Regions from separate parts of the Homo sapiens genome. Here regions 2 and 3 are each linked to region 1. A link is a contact called in ENCODE Hi-C or POLR2A ChIA-PET data. All regions are on one chromosome and are shown on one strand. Each heading gives the region's core, a stretch centred on a gene start or an enhancer-like site at or near the end of the contact. The rest is flanking DNA. Distances are from core to core; before and after follow the strand shown.

What was found. A loop is a pair of places that touch in the nucleus more often than their neighbours do. ChIA-PET counts read pairs that join two places held with the same protein, here RNA polymerase II (POLR2A). Pooled maps may share reads with other maps.
Region 2: a loop to region 1 is called in a map of ascending aorta, with 5 times the contacts of the local background. The contact joins two enhancer-like sites. A Hi-C loop is called at or near these places in 65 of 168 maps with a recorded cell type or tissue (A673, B cell, CD14-positive monocyte and 47 more), 37 of 37 single-sample maps with no recorded cell type and 44 of 50 pooled maps. POLR2A ChIA-PET finds 5 or more read pairs at or near these places in 29 of 52 experiments (AG04449, B cell, BJ and 23 more).
Region 3: a loop to region 1 is called in a pooled map, with 2.6 times the contacts of the local background. The contact joins two enhancer-like sites. A Hi-C loop is called at or near these places in 3 of 168 maps with a recorded cell type or tissue (CD4-positive, alpha-beta T cell, heart left ventricle and naive thymus-derived CD4-positive, alpha-beta T cell), 1 of 37 single-sample maps with no recorded cell type and 9 of 50 pooled maps. POLR2A ChIA-PET finds 5 or more read pairs at or near these places in 13 of 52 experiments (B cell, CD4-positive, alpha-beta T cell, CD4-positive, alpha-beta memory T cell and 9 more).

The regions. Positions count from the first base shown.
Region 1 is chr21:33,360,383-33,363,217 of GRCh38, forward strand. No RefSeq gene overlaps it. Among named protein-coding and RNA genes, the nearest start is that of IFNAR1, 37 kb to the left of the region's middle. RefSeq lists a silencer at 841-1,135. Within about 2 kb of position 1,434, at least 31 of the 41 ENCODE cell types and tissues checked have a DNase peak (open chromatin) inside an H3K27ac peak, as active enhancers do; they include B cell, CD14-positive monocyte, GM12878 and 5 more, where a contact is called at or near this core.
Region 2 is chr21:33,433,581-33,436,300 of GRCh38, forward strand. The region is part of intron 6 of IFNGR2 (interferon gamma receptor 2); the gene reads left to right. It also overlaps a transcript of TMEM50B not described here. Among named protein-coding and RNA genes, the nearest start is that of IFNGR2, 32 kb to the left of the region's middle. Within about 2 kb of position 1,376, at least 11 of the 41 ENCODE cell types and tissues checked have a DNase peak (open chromatin) inside an H3K27ac peak, as active enhancers do; they include B cell, CD14-positive monocyte, GM12878 and 5 more, where a contact is called at or near this core.
Region 3 is chr21:33,242,716-33,245,564 of GRCh38, forward strand. It overlaps IFNAR2-IL10RB (IFNAR2-IL10RB readthrough), which reads left to right. Exons shown (of 13, transcript NM_001414505.1): 3 at 958-999; 4 at 2,236-2,359. It overlaps IFNAR2 (interferon alpha and beta receptor subunit 2), which reads left to right. Exons shown (of 9, transcript NM_001289125.3): 3 at 958-999; 4 at 2,236-2,359. Among named protein-coding and RNA genes, the nearest start is that of IFNAR2-IL10RB, 14 kb to the left of the region's middle. RefSeq lists an enhancer at 2,716-2,849. Within about 2 kb of position 1,481, at least 3 of the 41 ENCODE cell types and tissues checked have a DNase peak (open chromatin) inside an H3K27ac peak, as active enhancers do.

The DNA.
Region 1 (2,835 bases), core at 184-2,683:
AAGATGTTCTGTTGTTTTTTTTTTTTTTTAAGGTCTTGAGAAAAGGGAGGAAGTTGAAAAATTTTATCACTCAATAGCTGGATTAAATTAAACATTACGTCTCACAGTGACTCACCACCCTTGAGCCTCCCTCCCAGATTTTCTGGATACATCAAAGTTAAGAAGAAAAACCTATTTTCCTATCTTTCCAGTAAAAGGACCCTTTTTTCTAAACATAGTCCTTAAATATATAATAGGCTTTTTGTGTACTTGACTCTGTTGTCTATTCCCAAATTTTATAATACTTTTAATATTCTGGAATTGTACTTAGAGAGATTATTCTAAATGTTGTAGTATAAAAGTACATCATCCACTCTGAAATCTCCCTAAAAGAACTCCACTGCATACACGTGGAGAAGTCATCATGCCCCATCTGTGTCTGTACCTGCGGGTGTGTCTAGCATGCTCCCTAGGGAAGGGATTTTATACCATTTGCTTATATTTATTTGGCAAGCTCCATGAAAACAAGGACTGTTTTTTAACTTTGTGGCTGACACTTGGTTGCCTAAGTGTTTAACGGTGATTGAGCGGGGACGTTGACGGTACAAACACTGATTGAATTTACCACTGGAGGGCAACAAGTCACCCTGTTCAGGCTGACAATCGGTTACTATTCAATAATTCCATTCCCAGAAGATACGCCAAGTATGTTTATACAGGTGGTTTCTTAAAGTTCTGTTTGTGATTATCTCGTCTTGAGCAAATGAGGAAAGGATGTGAAGAATCTGGTGTCCCCATGATCTCACCCAGAAATGGTTTGGTAGTTACAAAGCAAGATAGAGCAGTTGAGCAAATACTTAGCCCATCTAGTCCTCTACCACTACCACCTTCGCCTTTTAATGAGCAGGACTTTGTAGTAAGCGAGTTGTTGAAAAGGAGCTCCACATACTTAGTAACAGCCTCGGAGCGGATGGAAAGAAGTAGGCATTGCTGCAGAGCTGAGATGAACCTGCAAGGAGACAGCCTTGGCCCCAGGGAATGATCACTGCACTGCGCCCCCTACTGGCCTGGCTGAGATGACTAGCTGTGATTCCCTCCTTAGTCTCACCTGTTGAAGATGGCGCAGAACAGTTACAGCCATGATCAAAAAAGATAATTAATACTTTAGTGTCTCCTGCCCTATCCGCCCCCAGGGAGAGGCCAGACCATTCAGGGTGCCAGCTGGAGGTTATAAGGGTGGAGTGTGGAGACAGTGTTTCGTGTCACTACTTCCTTTTTTTTTTTTTTTTTTTTTTTTTTTGAGACAGAGTTTTGCTCTTGTCGCCCAGGCTGGAGTGCGGTGGGGCGATCTCGGCTCACTCCAACTTTCACCTCCCAGGTTCAAGCAATTCTCCTGCCTCAGCCTGCTGAATAGCTGGGATTACAGGCGCCTGCCACCACGCCCAACTAATTTTTCTATTTTTAGTAGAGAGCTTCCTGATAGCTGAACATGCAGAGGCTGCTGGGAAGGGCATAGAATCTCTGCAGTCCTTCTCACATACCTTATCCTATGTATCTCTTCATCTGTATCCTTTGTAATAGCCTTCATAATAAACCGGTAAACATAAGTTAGTGTTTCCTCTAGTTCTGTTAGGCAATCTAGCAAATCAGTTGAACACAAGGAGGGGGCCATGGGACCCTCAATTTATAGTCATTCAGTCATAACAGGTAAAACCTGGGGCTTGCAATTGGCATCGGAAATAAGGGGGCAGTCTTGTGGGAATGAGCTCTCAACCTGTGAGATTGAAGCAGCATGGTTGTCTGGGGTAATACGTGTGGTTTGTTGCCCCACGCCAAGGAAATCGAGGATGGGGACACAAAAGGAGTGGGTTCAAGAGCGGAAGTTTAGCAGGCAAAAGAAAGAAGAGACCTTCCCTGTGCAGAGGAAGGAGTCCCGAACAGGTTTCCGGGTTTACAGCGAGATGCGGTTGCTTTTATAGATGAGCTTGAGGAAGCGGTGTCTTATTTACGTAGGGCACAGAGGATTGGTTGGACCAGGTGTTCCATTTACATAGCACAGGAAGAGGCTGGCCATCCCACCCTCATCTGTTATTATGCAAATGGCACCTCTACCTAGCCCAGGCCTTGTTGCCTGCTTTTTTACTGCACACGTGGCAACAAAGAAAAGGGAAAAGGGAACTTCAATATTGAATATACCTGACTTCCAAGTATCCCTTTCCTATTGGCACAGCTGCTGGCATTCGCCTATGCAAGCTTCCAGTTTGCTTATCTATGTTTGCAGCTTGAGTTTTCAGGCTCTTTTTGTTAGAAAAGAAATGATTTGGGGCTTCTTTTTATTAAAAGGCAAACCTTACTGAGGACTCTTTTATCCTCACTAACTGCCTAAATAAATTTTGTTTAGGTGTTGTATCAGGATCTGATGCTATCTCCAGGTAGACAGTGTCAGAATTAAATAGGAGGATACCCAACCAGTGTCTGCTGCAGAATTGATTGCCTTCTTGTTAATGGGGAGAAATCACTACGCATTTGGTCACAGAAGTCTTCTGTGTTTATTGTTGTGGCATGAGAGCAGAGGAAAAACGGTTTGAGATTTTTCCCCTCAAAAACATAGGGGAAATCTTCATGATATTGGACTTGGCAATGATTTATTGGCTATGACACCAAAAGCACAGACAACAAAAACAAAAGTAGACAAATGGGACTACATCAAACTTAAAAACTTCTGCATATAAAAGGAAATAATCAATGGAAAAGACAACCTTTGGAATTGGAAAAATTATTTGCAAAATATTTGCTTTGATAGATTAGCAGATAAAATGTGGTGTTCACATGCCACGGAATATTATTCAGCCTTTA
Region 2 (2,720 bases), core at 126-2,625, 73 kb after region 1:
GTAGAATGGTGGTTGCGGTGGTGGAGGGAGGGAAGTGGGAAGTTCGTGTTGAATGGGGCCAGAGTTTCAGTTCTGGGGCTGTACAGAGTTCTGGAGATGGATGGTGGTCATGATTGCACAATGTGAATGTGCTTGGCACTACCGAACTGTACACCTAAAAAGAGTTATGATGGTACATTTTATGTTATGTGTATTTTACCACAATTTAATTTTTTTTTTTTAATGGCATGGGGTTGGCTAAAAAGGTGGCCTGGCCTGGAGATTGGCTGCAGTAGACCCCTCTCCGAGGCAGCAGGTCTCCTCTGCTGTCTGGAGAATGCTCCAGGGAAGTGGCCTGGCTGGAGGACGTGAAGGCGGTGGAGACAGTGATCAGGAGCTTGAGCTTTGGGGCCCACAGGGTGCTTAGGAGGGCCCTAAGGCAGAGTCAACACCCAGAGCTGTGAGTGCCAGGCCCCGTGTACCCATTGCCCAGTGGGTATTGCTAATATTTGAAAGGACTTGAGAAAGAACAGTAGCGTGGGTCTTGTGGAAAGTCTTATTTTCCTGCATAACCCCAGCCCCCTGAGGCTCTGTGAGGCCATTGGGCCTTCTGAGGACACGGTCAGGACATTTTGGGGATCAGAGGCGAGCTGAGAGAAGAACATTTAAAAAGCATTTGCAGCCGGGCGCAGTGACCCACACCTGTAATCCCAGGACTTGGGGAGGCCAGGGTGGGCAGATCACCTGAGGTCAGGAGTTCGAGACCAGCCTGGCCAACATGGTGAAACCCTGTCTCTACCAAAAATACAAAAATTAGCCGGGCGTGGTGGTGGGCGCCTGTAATCCCAGCTACATGAGAGGCTGAGGCAGGAGAATTGCTTGAACCCAGGAGGTGGAAGTTACAGTAAGCCAATATCGCACCATAGCACTTTAGCTTGGGTGGCAGAGCAAGACTCCATCTCAAAAAAATAAAATAAATAAAAAGCATTTGCTTCTGGAGGCTTCACATTATTCTTGGGTAAACCTAGAGTAAAGGTGTTGGAAGCAGAATGTTACTCAGTTACATGTGGGATGAACAGAGGTTAGATAAGGTCCAAGTCTGCAGAAACATAGCAGCACTTTCAGAAAGAACCCTAGTCACTTGTTCCTTCATCTGCCATGATGTATTGTAGGTACACAGGCAGTATACAGATTCCCTACTAGAACCTCCCTGGTTAATATTGTCACAAAATCACAGCTCCTAACAGGTCTCAGAATCTTACTTGCAGTAATAATCTCTCTCTCTCCTGGTAGAACTACCAGCTGAGCCCCAGTACATGAATATACTATGAGTCATTCCTCTGAGACATGAACAGAAAACACAGGCCTGTCAGTTCACTTTTCTAGGAAAGCATAAAGAACATCCGCCAAAGGTCTCTGAGTTACATGGGAACAGTGAATCATGTTTCACTTATAATTCTGGGGTTTCACAAGGGTACATGTTTTGGTTTTGTTCCTCTTTCAGTCAGTCAGCTACAAGCTTATTGTCTTCCAGTATCTTTCAGCATTTCCAAGAGCTAGACACTAGATTCTTGGTAACTTGGTGAATCTATGGCTAAGCCTAAAGCCTGCGGGAGCAAAAGGGAAATTAATCGCTGGGAAACACCCCTTTATATGTTAAGGCCTAAGGCCCTCGCTCCCAGATTCTCTGCTTGCTGTGCGCTGGTGCAAGGGGAGGGGTGGAGGAGTGCCTGAGACCAATGCTTGTGAACTTGCCCTCTTTTTCCCCATCACAGCTGAACAAGAGCCCCCAGTCCCTCCTTCACTGAAAGGTTACAATTTTAGAGACGTCTTAAGATTAATAACCCACAGGCCTACACTGAGGGTTGCAAGGAAGAACTTGCTTTTCTTCCAATCAGAAAATCAGAAGAAAAAAACAAAACTTGCTTTTCCTGAGTTTTGCCCTTTTAAACTCTCAGCATATTAACATGGTCAGCCCTGGGATGAGTATTAAAGTGATTACTGAGATGAGGGGTAAGGAGTATTCAACTATTAGAAGTTGTTGGCTGGGTGAGGTGGCTCATGCCTGTAATCCCAGCACTTTGAGAGGCCGAGGTGGGTGGATCATGAAGTCAGGAGATCGAGACCATCCTGGCCAACAGGGTGAAACCCTGTCTCTACTAAAAATACAAAAATTACCCAGGCATGGTGGCATGCGCCTGTAGTCCCAGCTACTTGGGAGGCTGAGGCAGGAGAATCACTTGAACCCAGGAGGCGGAGGCTGCAGTGAGCTGAGATCCACGCCACTGCACTCCAGCCTGGCAACAGAGCAAGACTCCGTCTCAAAAAAAAAAAAAAAAAAAAAAAAATTAGCCAGCCGTGGTGGTGCACGCCTGCAATCCTAGCTACTTGGTTGGGAAGCTGAGGCAGGAGAATTGCTTGAACCCAGGAGGCGGAAGTTGCAGTGAGCCGAGATCGCGCCACTGCACTCCAGCCTGGGCGAAAAAGAGACTGACTCAACAACAATAAAAAATTGTTGCCGGGTGCAGTGGCTCACACCTGCAATCCCAGCACTTTGGGAGGCCGAGGCGGGCGGATCACCTGAGGTCAGGAGTTCGAGACAGCCTGACCAACATGGGAAACCCCGTCTCTACTTAAAATACAAAATTAGCAGGGTGTGGTGGTGCATGCCTGTAATCCCAGCTACTTGGGAGGCTGAGGCAGAGGTTGCAGTGAGATGAGATCGTGTCATTGCACTCCAG
Region 3 (2,849 bases), core at 231-2,730, 120 kb before region 1:
AAGACTCTGTCTCAAAAAAAAAAAAAAAAAAAATCTCGTGTGCGTGTGTGTGTGTGTGTGTGTGTGTGTGTGTGTGTGTGTGTGTGTGTTTTGAGGCATAGTTTCACTCTGTTGCCCAGGCTGGAGTGCAGGGTGTGAGCTCAGCTCACTGCAGCCTCCACCTCCTGGGTTCAAGCGATTCTCCTGCCTTAGCCTCCCAAGTAGACGGGATTACAGGCACCCGCCACCATGCCCGGCTAATTTTTGTATTTTTAGTAGAGACAAGGTTTCACCATGTTGGCCATGCTGGTCTCACATTGCTGACCTCAAGTGATCCACCGCCTTGGCCTCCCAGAATGCTGGGGTTACAGGTATGAGCCACTGTGTCCAGCCATTTTTTTTTTTTTTAGACAGAGTCTCCCTCTGTCACCCAGGCTGGAATGCAGTGAGCGATCTCACCTCACTGCAGCCTCCGCCTCCTGGGTTCGAGCTATTCTCCTGCCTTAGCCTCCCAAGTAGTTGGGACTGCAGGTGTGCACCACCACACCCAGCTAATTTTTTGTATTTTTAGTAGAGACAGGGTTTTGCCGTGTTGGCCAGGCTGATCTCGAATCCTGACCTTGTGTGATCCACCCACCTCGGCCTCCCAAAGTGCTGGGATTACAGACGTGAGCCACGACGCCCGGCCCCAGATATATTTTTAAGTGGAAAAAGCAGGGCAGAACAGGGACCGTACATATTGTTGTTAGTGTCAGCTCCCAAATGGATCTTATTTTATCTCAGATCACAGTCCTTGCACCATGTGCTGCTGGCACCAATGTAGAGTAAAAACCATCTATGTGGGCATTTTTTTGGCACAAGAAAAATCTCAATCTGATACCAATAAATGTGTGTTAAAGAATGTCAGACTTAGAGTAATCATTGCAAGTTGAGCCCAGATAAAACTATTGCCTCTCTAATGTGTTTTCTTCCTTCTAGTGTATATCAGCCTCGTGTTTGGTATTTCATATGATTCGCCTGGTAAGAGATGTTTTTTGGCTTCACTAAATTTTGTATAAGAGTGAAAGTGTTGGGGCAACCATTCAGAGGTATAAAATGTGGGAGATTTGATTTCTGATTGTACATCTGTTGCCTGTTTTATTGGGATTCTTTCTCTGTAAAAGGAGCTAAAATGAGCTAACTCTGGTTTTTTGAGAGATACAAAACTAGTCTAAGAAATGAACACTAGAGATCATTTTTAAACTTCTTTAAAGAATATTCAAACTCTTAATAATCTCACTAATAAAAGAATGAGGAGACACAGACTGTGCCAAATAAAAAATGGCCCAGAAATATTTACTCTTTAATTTACATTCTTCCACCCTGATGATTCCAGACAAAGGACAATAATTTTTTTTTAACTAAACTTCTTCCTACGTATATAAATCTGTCCACAAAACTTCACTAAGTATTAAATATGTGTCCAACCTTGTGCTAAGTGTTGGTTGGGGGTGAAGAGTTGGCAGTTGAGAAACAAAGGCCTGAGTCCTAACCACAGGAAACTTCAGTGATCTTTAAAAATTTAACCGTATAAGGCAGAATTTGGCAAGTCTGGCTTTAATGTCTCATTTATCACTGCCACTTCCCACCTACATGACATTGTATAATTCAACTCAGTTTCACAGTCTGTAAAATGAATCTTTTCATAGTGCCTACTTCAGCATTGTTGTGGGGCTTAAATGCTTAGAAAGGGCCAGTCTGGGCTCATGTTATACTCCCCTGCTCTCTGTGATCCAGGGAATAAGTGAGCTGGGGAATCCAGAGGAAGGAAAATTTGCAGCGGGCTGAGCTACTTAAGGAGGACTTCATGGAGGAGCTGGGAGCAGAGTTGAGAGAACGGCTTGGGGAGGGAGAATGGGTAGGGGAGAGTGAAAGGAAGTGCATCATGTGGGCTGGGATGGCCTGGGTTATTTTGGTCCAGTGAACCATGGAGGGACAGTCCAAGGGCATCGGAGAAGCCCTTCTGTCCAGACTCTCCTTACACAGTGCACAGTCCCTGTTTCCCATGCTTGCCTGCCCTGACAATATGTTGCTCGTTAATTGACTTACTAATTTATTTCCCATGTCCTGTAGACTTCCTGTTTTCAAGACACCAGGGCTCTCTGGAGAGGTTATCTGCCAGAGGTGTGGGTTCTAGATCCCAAGAAATGACTGAACAGTGGCCAGAATACAACTGTGGGTTCCAAATTTCAATGCCCTTTTTCTTCTTCTCTTTAGATTACACAGATGAATCTTGCACTTTCAAGATATCATTGCGAAATTTCCGGTCCATCTTATCATGGGAATTAAAAAACCACTCCATTGTACCAACTCACTATACATTGCTGTATACAATCATGAGGTTGGTTTGATATTTCATTTTCTCTTGGTAAACATATTATTGTTCTGTTATATGGGGAGAGGTGATCTTTTCTCTCTCTCTGTCTCTCCCTCTCCCTTTTCCTATCTACCTCTCCTTCTCTCTGCGTTTCTTATTCAGAGCCTTAAAAAGCCAAAGACAAAACACCATCACACATCCATTTTTAATTCAGTTGAATACTTTAATAATCCAAATCTATTTTGACAAAGCTTGTATGTGTCATCAAAGCCAATTTCTACAGGTCAGAACCTCACATACAAAATAATTCTTGTGTATGGGTTAGGCAATGATTTCTCTAATTCAGTCAGTCTGAATGTTTAAAAGTCCTGTTATCTGAGGACAGGAATCCAAAGGTCTATTGACCATATTGATGGTTTATGTTCACTTTTCTTTACTCTGGTGGGACACCAGAAAGCTGCCTGGCCTAGTCTGGGACAGGCCTGGGTCCATAGTCTGGTTTGGTCACTAACCA